Linked DNA regions of Homo sapiens: region 1 is linked to region 2. The links are chromatin contacts, found by Hi-C or POLR2A ChIA-PET in ENCODE. All regions are on one chromosome and are shown on one strand. Each heading gives the region's core, a stretch centred on a gene start or an enhancer-like site at or near the end of the contact. The rest is flanking DNA. Distances are from core to core; before and after follow the strand shown. Region 1 holds the start of ATG16L2 (autophagy related 16 like 2). Region 2 holds the start of XNDC1N (XRCC1 N-terminal domain containing 1, N-terminal like).

Region 1 (4,540 bases), core at 877-3,376, 890 kb after region 2:
AACAAAAAAAGTGAAGTACTTTAGGTCCCCAGATTATGGTATAACATTTTTTTATATTTATTGGTCAAATCATATATCTCTTACATAAATAATTTGAGATACATTAAACAGCAAGTTAAATGTAAAAAGCAGAAATTTGTCTCCATATATTATCTAAAATTTTATTTCAAGTGATCTTTATAATACAATCTTTCATATTCTAAAAATAGAACATGAATATTTTTAGTCAAAATCAATCACTTCTTTATCATATACTACTCAAAAATGACTATTTATTTAACATTTCCTAGGTGTATTTTGTGAGTCAAAAAAGGATTAGGAAACCCCTGCCCCAATATGGCTCCTTACCTGAGAGAAACGGCATCTCTGCACCTCACAGCCAGGCCAAGCCCTGTTAATATACTCTCCCATGCACACAGCCAGAGTTCCTTATTTATATAGTGTCTCCAAGCACCCAAGAGTCCGCCAGTTCTAAAGGGAATTCATCACTGTCATCAGCTGGCCCTGGGTCTCCATGGGTACTGTGCCTGTCTCCTGGGCATGGCTTTTGCTGAACGTTACCACCCATCTTCAACACAAATACTCCTTCAAGAGACAGGTCAGGCCTGGTTTGGGGCTAGAGGTACAGAGACATCTAGGACCCAGGTCCTGCCCTAAGGGGCACCGCACAGATTACAGGATGGTGTGATAACTGGTGACGGTTATAACTCGAACTCAACTGGGGCTGGTGTCTGAGAAGCTTGAACTCAGTGTAGGGGCAGGAAAGTTCTCCTGGAGGAGGTGATGCATGATTAGGAGCCAGGCCCCCTAGAGGCGACGATGTTCCAAACATCAGGCTCGGCCTGTGCAAAGGCCATGGGCGTCTAAGACAATGACATGTGGGGGACTGAGCCCAGCTCACTGGAAGCAGAGCAGGCTACACTGACCTGGGGGCGTCTAGGCCTTCACTGCTTTCTACGTCCTCTGACCCATCCCCATCAGAATCTCAACAGACTCGTCACCTCCAGGGCCTGCACTGCTCTCCCATCGTTGCCCAACTTCTCTCGTTCCCTAGGGATGTTCAAGTCTGCCAACACTCAGAGGGCAGGGCCTGCTGGCATGCCCCAGGGTGAGGCTGTGCCCAGCGAGTCCCTCCTTTCGTGTCTCACAGTAGCCTGAGCCTGCAGAGCTGGCTCTCTAGCATCTAGCTAGAGACGGTTTGACCACAGTTCCCTGCGACCCATGATTCACTTTCGAGGGTACCCACAAGAGATGTGTCTGCTCCTCCAGACGCCGCCCAATGGGGTGAAGCGTCTGGCCCTGAGTCAGGATGCTGGGGTGCTGGCCGTCTCAGCTACCCACTCCTTTGCAACCCCAGGCAAGCAAGCTCGTTCTCTCCTCCCGGCCAGGGGCTTTCTAGATGAAATCAGCTGCACCCCTTTACTCTCAGGGACCTAAAATTTCGGCGACCATGTGGAGCCGTAAACCCTTCTGCCTCCTGTCCTCCCAGCCCCGCACCCACCTGGCGTTTTCGTGTCACGGAACCTCTGCACGTGCTCTTCTCGAGGCCTAGAGTCCCTCTCTCCCTCTGGCCAACTCCTATTTCATCCCTCACAGACCCAACTCGAACGCCATCATCCCCGGAAAGCGGGGATTCCTCCCTTCAGTCTCTGCTTCCTTATCTTGCTGTCCTGCTGCGCCGCGCCCTCAGTGTACGCGCAGAGCCCGGGGCTGAGGGCCTCTGGGTCCCTGGCTGGGTGCGCGGCCAGGAGCGCGACGGCCTGGGAAGCACCAGCGGCTCTCGAACTCGGCCCGGGCGCGGCGGGGTTAAGACACCCGGGCCTTGAGGGCCCCGCCTCCGGAGCGCTCCACCCGCGTGGGGGAAGCCTCCCCGGAGGCTCCGACCTCGCTCCTGCTTATGACCCTCGCAGCCACAGGAGCCCCCACTTAGGTGAACATTTCGGACGGGGCCCCGGCGGTTCAGACCCGGAGGCGGCTCCTCCCGGAGGCAGATCCTCCCGGCGTCGGCCTTCGGTCCTCCCCGCCAAAGCCCTCTTGGGACAAGCCGGGGATTCCCCGCCGCCGCCCGCCCCCTGGCGTCACGGAGTCCCCGCGAGGCCCCGCCCCGGCCTGGCGCCGTCCTGGGCGGGAGGAACGCGCCGCTAGGCGGGAGAGCGCGGCCATGGCGGGGCCGGGCGTCCCCGGTGCCCCCGCAGCGCGCTGGAAACGCCACATCGTGCGGCAGCTGCGGCTTCGGGACCGTACGCAAAAGGCGCTTTTCCTGGAGCTGGTGCCGGCCTGTGAGTGCGCCCCGGTGCTGAGAGGATGGCGGCTGAGGGGACGCGGCTACGGGCGCGGGGAGAGGGTTTGGCTGGCTCCTCCGCCTGTGACCCGAGTGCGCTGTGCCTTATGCCTTGAGCCTGTGCGTTACGCCCATCCCGACTGCCAGGACTCCGCCCCTTGCCATCCAGGCTCTGGTTAGAACCTGGACGAGCCCCTCCTGGTCCCCCTGCCCTCGTCGCCCCTCAGGACGGGCTCTGCCTCCCACAAGCTGGGCTTCCGAGACGCAAGTGCGTCCTCGGGTGTTGGTTTTGCAGGGTCTCTTTTGCCTCCCCACCCGGGCAGTCCCCGGGGTAGGGGCTTGATCAGTGCACTTAGTCTCGGTAGCGCAGTGAAAGAACGCGGGACTTGTCCAGAGCAGCCACTTATTGGCCCATCCGGAGAGGGGCGACACTCGGAACCTCTAAGGAGGAGGCTGTGCATCTCAGGCTCTGCCGCTGACAGGCGACGCTGGCACAGGCTTATGGAACACCTCCCTGTCAGCCTACCCAGCCTGAGGGGGCATCAGGGGGCCCCGGGCTGCTGGTGGATGCTGGCTGAGCCCAGCGAAGTCGGACTCTCAGAATTGTTTCTGGGCAGCTGGTCAGGATAGGGTGTGGCATTTCAAGAGGGGATGAACAGGTGTGCCTGTGTGTCGCACCTCTGGCCGCCTGCGATTGTATGTCTGTGGTTGGAAGTCTAACCACAATCCCTGCGGCTCTCTCACTGGGGCTAATCTTGGCCAAACCCCCACAATCAAATCTGCTCTTAGCCAGGAAAATTTCTCTGCAAGCTTCCAGGCTGCTGGTCCTCTACCTTCAGGGTTGCGAGGCCAGCCCCCACCTCCAGCAGCCACACTTCTCCACTGCTCAGACAGACAGTGGAACCGTCCAGTTTGAGGGAGGGGGTCACCGCCCCCCCAACCCCTGCCCCCCGCCCCGACCCAGGGAGCTGTGAGTCTGAGGGACTAGAGAGATCTGGAGGGCTGAAATCAGACTGAAGGGCCAGTCTTGAAACCTTGGGCAGATCACATCGCTAAGCCTCAGTCTTCTTACTTGTTAATTGGGTATAGAGACCTTCTTTAGGTTTGCTGGGTGCTGCAGTACCCTGGGGGCTGAGGTGGGGTTTTCATGAGAACTAGGCCAGGCCCAGGGCCTCAGTCAAGGTGACAGGGCACTGAGTGTGGGAAGGAAGTTGATGAGGAGGGAGCTAGGCCCGGACTTACCACCCCACCCTCCCCTGGAACTGGTGAGAAAAGAGGAAGTGACTGTTGATGGGGGAGGGTGTTCCAGGGTCAAACCACCAACCTCCAGAATGTCGGCTGGATAATTGCTCAAGGACTTTCTATTCTGGCCTGGGGGTACCTTACACCAGGGCTGGGGAAGTTGGGATTATTTATTTATTTATTTATTTGAGATGGAGTCTTTGCTCTGTTGCCCAGGCTGGAGTGCAGTGGTGTGATCTCCGCTCACTGCAAGCTCTGCCTCCCAAGTTCACGCCTGTCTCCCGTCTCAGCCTCCCGAGTAGCTGGGACTACAGGCGCCTGCCACCACGCCTGGCTAATTTTTTGTATTTTTTAGTAGAGATGGGGGTTTCACCGTGTTAGCCAGGATGGTCTCGATCTCCTGACCTCGTGATCCGCCCGCCTCGGCCTCCCAGAGCGCTGGGAATTCAGGTGTGAGCCACCGCGCCCGGCTGGGGATTATTTTTAAGTGCAGAAAGCTAGAGCCCTTGGAGGGGAAGTGACTTGCCAAAGGCCATTGACAGGTAGAGCTCGGTTTATTTCATCACTTTCTGGGGCTAAGCCTTGCTCTGAGGCAGGGATGAATCAATCCCAGGCCCCTTCCTTCCCTCAGGACCCTCAGCGGGCAGTACCCCGCAGTGGTCATCCTTCTGTCCCTGGGAGAGCAGGTCCTCTTCCACGTGGGCCTGGGGACCGGTGCTATGAGGACACTGCTAGGGCTGAAGGTCCTGTAGAACTGCACAGATGCCCCTCAGGCACAGGGCAGAGGCCAGCCTGCCAGAAGCTTCCCCATCCCTAGCATCTCTGGGCTCCTTCAGCCCTTTTAGCCGGAGATAAATTGCATGCCAGGGGGCTGCTGGGTATCTGTCTCTGCCCCAGGCTCACTCTCTTGCACTCTCCAGATAACCATCTCTTAGAGAAGGCTGAGCTGCTGGACAAGTTCTCAAAGAAGCTGCAGCCGGAGCCAAACAGTGTCACTCCCACCACCCACCAGGGCCC
Region 2 (4,486 bases), core at 1,868-4,367:
AGGCTTCAAAGACAGAAGAATGAAAGATGAGTCCTGAGTCTCCTCTCTAGGGCTCAGATTAATTAAAGCTCACTATTCCCACTACGGGAACTCACTGGGCACACAAAAATCTTTCCTCTTCTGCTAGATTTTAGAGATATAAAAATAATAAAAATAAGACATAGTCTCTGAGCCAGGCGCGGTGGCTCACGCCTGTAATCCCAGCACTTTGGGAGGCTGAGGTGGGCGGATCACGAGGTCAGGAGTACAAAAAATTAGCCGGACGTGGTGGCGGGGGCCTGTAGTCCCAACTACTCGGGAGGCTGAGGCAGGAGAATGGCGTGAACCTGGGAGGCGGAGCTTGCAATGAGCCGAGATCACGCCACTGCACTCTAGCCTGGGCAACAGAGCAAGACTCCGTCTCAAAAAAAATAAAAATAAATAAAAAGACATAGTCTCTGTTTTGAAGAAACTCACAGCATATTTTTGTGATTTGATGCGAAAAGCCCATCTCTCATCATCAATGAACACTTGGGCCAGGCATGGTGGCTCAGGCCTGTAATCCCAGCACATTGGGAGGCCGAGGAGGGTGGATATCTTCAGCCCAGGAGTTCAAGATCAGCCTGGGCAACATGGCGAAATCCCATCTCTGAAAAAAAAAAAAATTAGCCAAATGTGGTGGCGTGTGCCTGGAGTCCAAGCTACTCAGGAGGCTGAGGCAGGAGGATTGCTTGAGCTTGGGAGGCAGAGGTTGCAGTGAGCTGAGATTGCACCATCACACTCCAGCCTGGGAGACAGTGAAACCCTGTCTCAAAAATAAATAAATACATAAATAAATAAACACTCTTGGTTTGGCAATCCTGACAATCAAACTGCTTGTAGTTCTCACAAGATTAAGTTCTTTGAGAACTCCTTCCCTTACAAAAACTGTTGCTGCCATTTTTTGGTAATTACTCGTTTACCCTGTATGCCTTCTCACTAAGTAGCAAGCTCTTTGAGGATGTGGATTTTTGTCATGTTCATGATCTCCCACACTTCAGAGCAGCATCATGATTCTGTCAGAAACAATAAAGTAATAAATGATGTTCAGGAAATTGGTTGACAATGTGAAGAAAAATAAAAGTAGATCCCTACCTCACAACGTATCTAAAAAATTATACCTAGGCTGGGCGTGGTGGCTCACACCTGTAATCCCAGCATTTTGGGAGGTTGACGTGGGTGGATCACTTGAGGTCAGGAGTTTGAGACCAGCCTGGCCAACATGGTGAAACCCTGTCTCTACTCAAAATACAAAAATTAGCTGGGTGTGGTGGCACATGCCTGTAATCCCAGCTACTGAGGAGGCTGAGGCAGGAGAATCACTTGAACCCGGGAGGCAAAGGTTGCAGTGAGCCAAGATCACCCCTCTGTACTCCAGCCTGGGTGACAAAGTGAGATTCTGTCTCAAAAAATGAAATAAAATAAAATAAAATAAAATAAAATAAAATAAAAGACAAATAATTATACCTAAAAGGCTGGGTACAGTGGCTCACGCCTGTAATCTCAACACTTTGGGAGGCGGAGGCTCAGGAGGATTGCTTGAACCCAGGAGTTCAAGACCAGCAACATAGTGGGACCCCATCTCCACAAAATATTTTTAAAAATTAGCCAGGTGTGGTGGCACATGCCTATAGTCCCAGGTACTCACAAGGTTGAGGTGGGAGAATTGCTTGAGCCTGGGAGATGAGACTACAGTGAGCAGTTATCACGCCACTGCACTCCAGCCTGGGCGACAGAGCCGGACCCTGTATCACTCAGGCTGGGCACAGTGGTTCACACCTGTAATCCCAGCACTTTGGGAGGCCGAGGCGGGTGGATCACTTAAGGTCAGGAGTTCGAGACCATGGCCATGACCCCATCTCTGCTAAAAATATGAAATTTCCCCAGGCGTGGTGGCGCGTACGTAGTCCCAGCTATTTGGGAGGCTGAGACATGAGAATCGTTTGAACCCAGTAGGCGGAGGCTGCAGTGAGCCCAGATTGAACCAGTGCATTCCAGCCTTGGTAACACAGCGAGACACCGTTTCAAAGAAAAAAAAAAAGCACTCAGATTAAAAAACAAAATGAAACACAATACAATACTATATAGTCATGGCTACATATAATTATTAAAAATGGACTGGGAGAACACAAGCTAATTCTAATTCATAATAGTTGCTTCTGGAGAGGATGAGAGGGTAATAGGCTTGAGAGTAGAAAAAACAGGTAAGTTTAACTTTTATTGTATTATCTAGCTTTTAAAAAATAAGCAAATAAATCATAATGCCAGTAGTCAATTTAGGGTGATGGGTGTACAGTATTTACAATATTCTCCGTATTAAGTGTCACAAAATAAAAATGATTATTTTTAAGTAAATGGGATGCCTGTGGATGATGTAGATAATTCCCTGTAATTTTCTGTTGGTCCCAATGTAAAGCTGACTTTTCTAGACGTTCTGTGGGCTCACAGGCCATCCTAGTTCCATTCACCAGACAGATCCAGGCGGACGCCCAGAGGCGTGTGAGCTGGGGCTACAGGCTTGCAAGGTATCGAGTTCACCGGCTGCTGAAAAATCAGTTATGAAGGTATACGTAGGGGTGGGACAGTGAATGGTGTATAAAAAGGAGGGTAAGGCAGAAGCTGGGGCCGCAGGATGTGGGTTAGAAAAGTGTGCCGAGGTGTGTGAACTGGCATGACAGCCTAAGTAAGACGCGGAATGTGGGTGCCCTGGAGGTCCCGCAAGGCTCTTCAGCTCTCAGTTTCGGGAGCTCAAGCCGCACCGCTGCTTTCACAGCTCATCGGGAACAGGCTGCTCAGTTCATTTCCTTGATGGCCACCCTCCTCCCTCTCGGCCACTCCCCTCCCCATCAACAAATCCCAACGCCCCTCACCCGGGACCGTGGACCTCGAGGAGCCACCGTTGCCTCGGATCTCGGACCACCAAACCTATTCTCCCGCCAATTCGGCCTTCTGACCTTCGCCTTCTGACCCCGAGAGCTACTCTTCCGTCTTCCGTAGCACAGGAATGCGTTCTGGGGCTTCAAGAAGCTGCTGTTTTTGAAAATGAGTCCTACCGAGGCAAGATGGCAGGTGCTGCAGCCAGGAAAATACATTTCCGTGTGTTTTAATATTTATTTTCACTCACTACAACTCTTTCGTGGAGGGAGCGGAATTTAAACTTCCGGGTCAGCCTCAGTGCAGCTTGGGAAACGTAGTTCCTAGTCCCCACGTCTCGCTCCTTGGAGCCCAGACTGAGGGAGCGTCGCGAAAGTTGCCCGTTTTGGAACGCTCCCATTTGGCTCTCCAAAGGGAAGAATTGGTTAAATAGTTGCACTGAAAATAATGCGATTCAAATTTCTCATTTTCCAAGAACGCTCCCTTGCTGAAGCTTGCAAGGGCACGGTACTCCCCTCTCCTTGACCCTGAAACGTGCAGCAAGTAGATAACCTCCTGATCCCTGACAGTCTCCGCCTGTGTTGATGCCCCGCCCCCTCTGCTGGAGTCCGAGCCGCCGATTGGCTAGGAGCACTTGAGCAGCGGAAGCAGCTGGCTCGCGCGGGGACTGCGGTGAGGGGGCGAGCCGTGAAGATGGCGGCAGTGGTGGAGGTGGAGGTTGGAGGTGGTGCTGCTGGGGAACGGGAGCTGGATGAGGTAAGCGGAGTTGAGAGACGAGGAGAGACTCAACCTGAGACTGAGGGGAGGGGCAGTGAGGTATCGGGAGGTGGGGGTCTTAGGAGAGAAGGGAAAGATCCTGAGAGGGAAGGAGCTGACTAGGGGGCGGGTGCGTGGAGAGCGAAGTCAGAGGCACTCCTGACTTGGGGACTCCGAGGCGGCCTTGGGAGTAGAAGACTTGCATTAGCCTCAAGGGTGAAGATGGAGGACAGAGAGAGAGGTCGGAGGGGTGGGGGTGTTAAGATTTTGTGATTACTAGCTGGGTGTCTTAGGGTAGGACCGAAGGGCTAAGAGGTAGTTTGAGTTGGAGGGACGTGAATTTCTTCAGGGGAAGGCTGGGCTTCTACTGTGGGAGAGGACTCTGTCTAAGCCTAGGGTGGGGGTTGGGGACACAGACCGGGAAAGAGTGCTAATCCACTAGTAGTATAGCTTTGAGTTATCTTAAAGTTGGAACTGTTTTATTTATCGTTCCATTCTAAGACTTTGTATCTAATGCATGCTCAGTAAAGTTTTGGCCAACGAATGAAGGAACAAGTGGATGAATAAATGATTGTATGCCGGAATTCATGCATTTATTCACTTAATAAACATTATGACTTTTGCTCCGGGTTCTGGGCCAGGTGCTAGGGAGACAAGGGGCCCCTCCGTTGAAGAGCCCACAGTCTAGTGGTGGGAGACAGACAAGAAGACTAGTCATTGCATTAGAGATATAATGGTGGCACTGAGAAGTGTGCAACATTTCAGCTTGGGATAGGGAAGGCTTCCCGGAGTTGCTGAGTTTTAAACGATAAATAAGTGTCTCTCTCTTCTTCTGGAT

What was found. A loop is a pair of places that touch in the nucleus more often than their neighbours do. ChIA-PET counts read pairs that join two places held with the same protein, here RNA polymerase II (POLR2A). Pooled maps may share reads with other maps.
Region 1: a map of CD4-positive, alpha-beta T cell shows a loop between it and region 2 (6-fold over the local background). The contact joins the promoter of ATG16L2 here to the promoter of XNDC1N in region 2. A Hi-C loop is called at or near these places in 1 of 168 maps with a recorded cell type or tissue (CD4-positive, alpha-beta T cell), 2 of 37 single-sample maps with no recorded cell type and 6 of 50 pooled maps. POLR2A ChIA-PET finds 5 or more read pairs at or near these places in 1 of 52 experiments (RWPE1).

What each region holds. Positions count from the first base shown.
Region 1 is chr11:72,812,285-72,816,824 of GRCh38, forward strand. ATG16L2 (autophagy related 16 like 2) reads left to right here and starts at 2,127. Exons shown (of 18, transcript NM_033388.2): 1 at 2,127-2,279; 2 at 4,444-4,540. The coding sequence starts at 2,162. LOC107984421 (a long non-coding RNA gene) reads right to left here and starts at 1,783. Exons shown (of 3, transcript XR_007062771.1): 1 at 349-1,783. RefSeq lists enhancers at 390-449, 610-739, 2,750-2,899 and silencers at 1,280-1,369, 1,770-2,219.
Region 2 is chr11:71,925,477-71,929,962 of GRCh38, forward strand. It overlaps XNDC1N (XRCC1 N-terminal domain containing 1, N-terminal like), which reads right to left and starts at 3,118. Exons shown (of 6, transcript NM_001375847.2): 1 at 2,889-3,118. It overlaps RNF121 (ring finger protein 121), which reads left to right and starts at 3,570. Exons shown (of 9, transcript NM_018320.5): 1 at 3,570-3,648. The coding sequence starts at 3,586. It overlaps XNDC1N-ZNF705EP-ALG1L9P (XNDC1N-ZNF705EP-ALG1L9P readthrough), which reads right to left and starts at 3,118. Exons shown (of 11, transcript NR_172895.1): 1 at 2,889-3,118. RefSeq lists an enhancer at 2,951-3,260.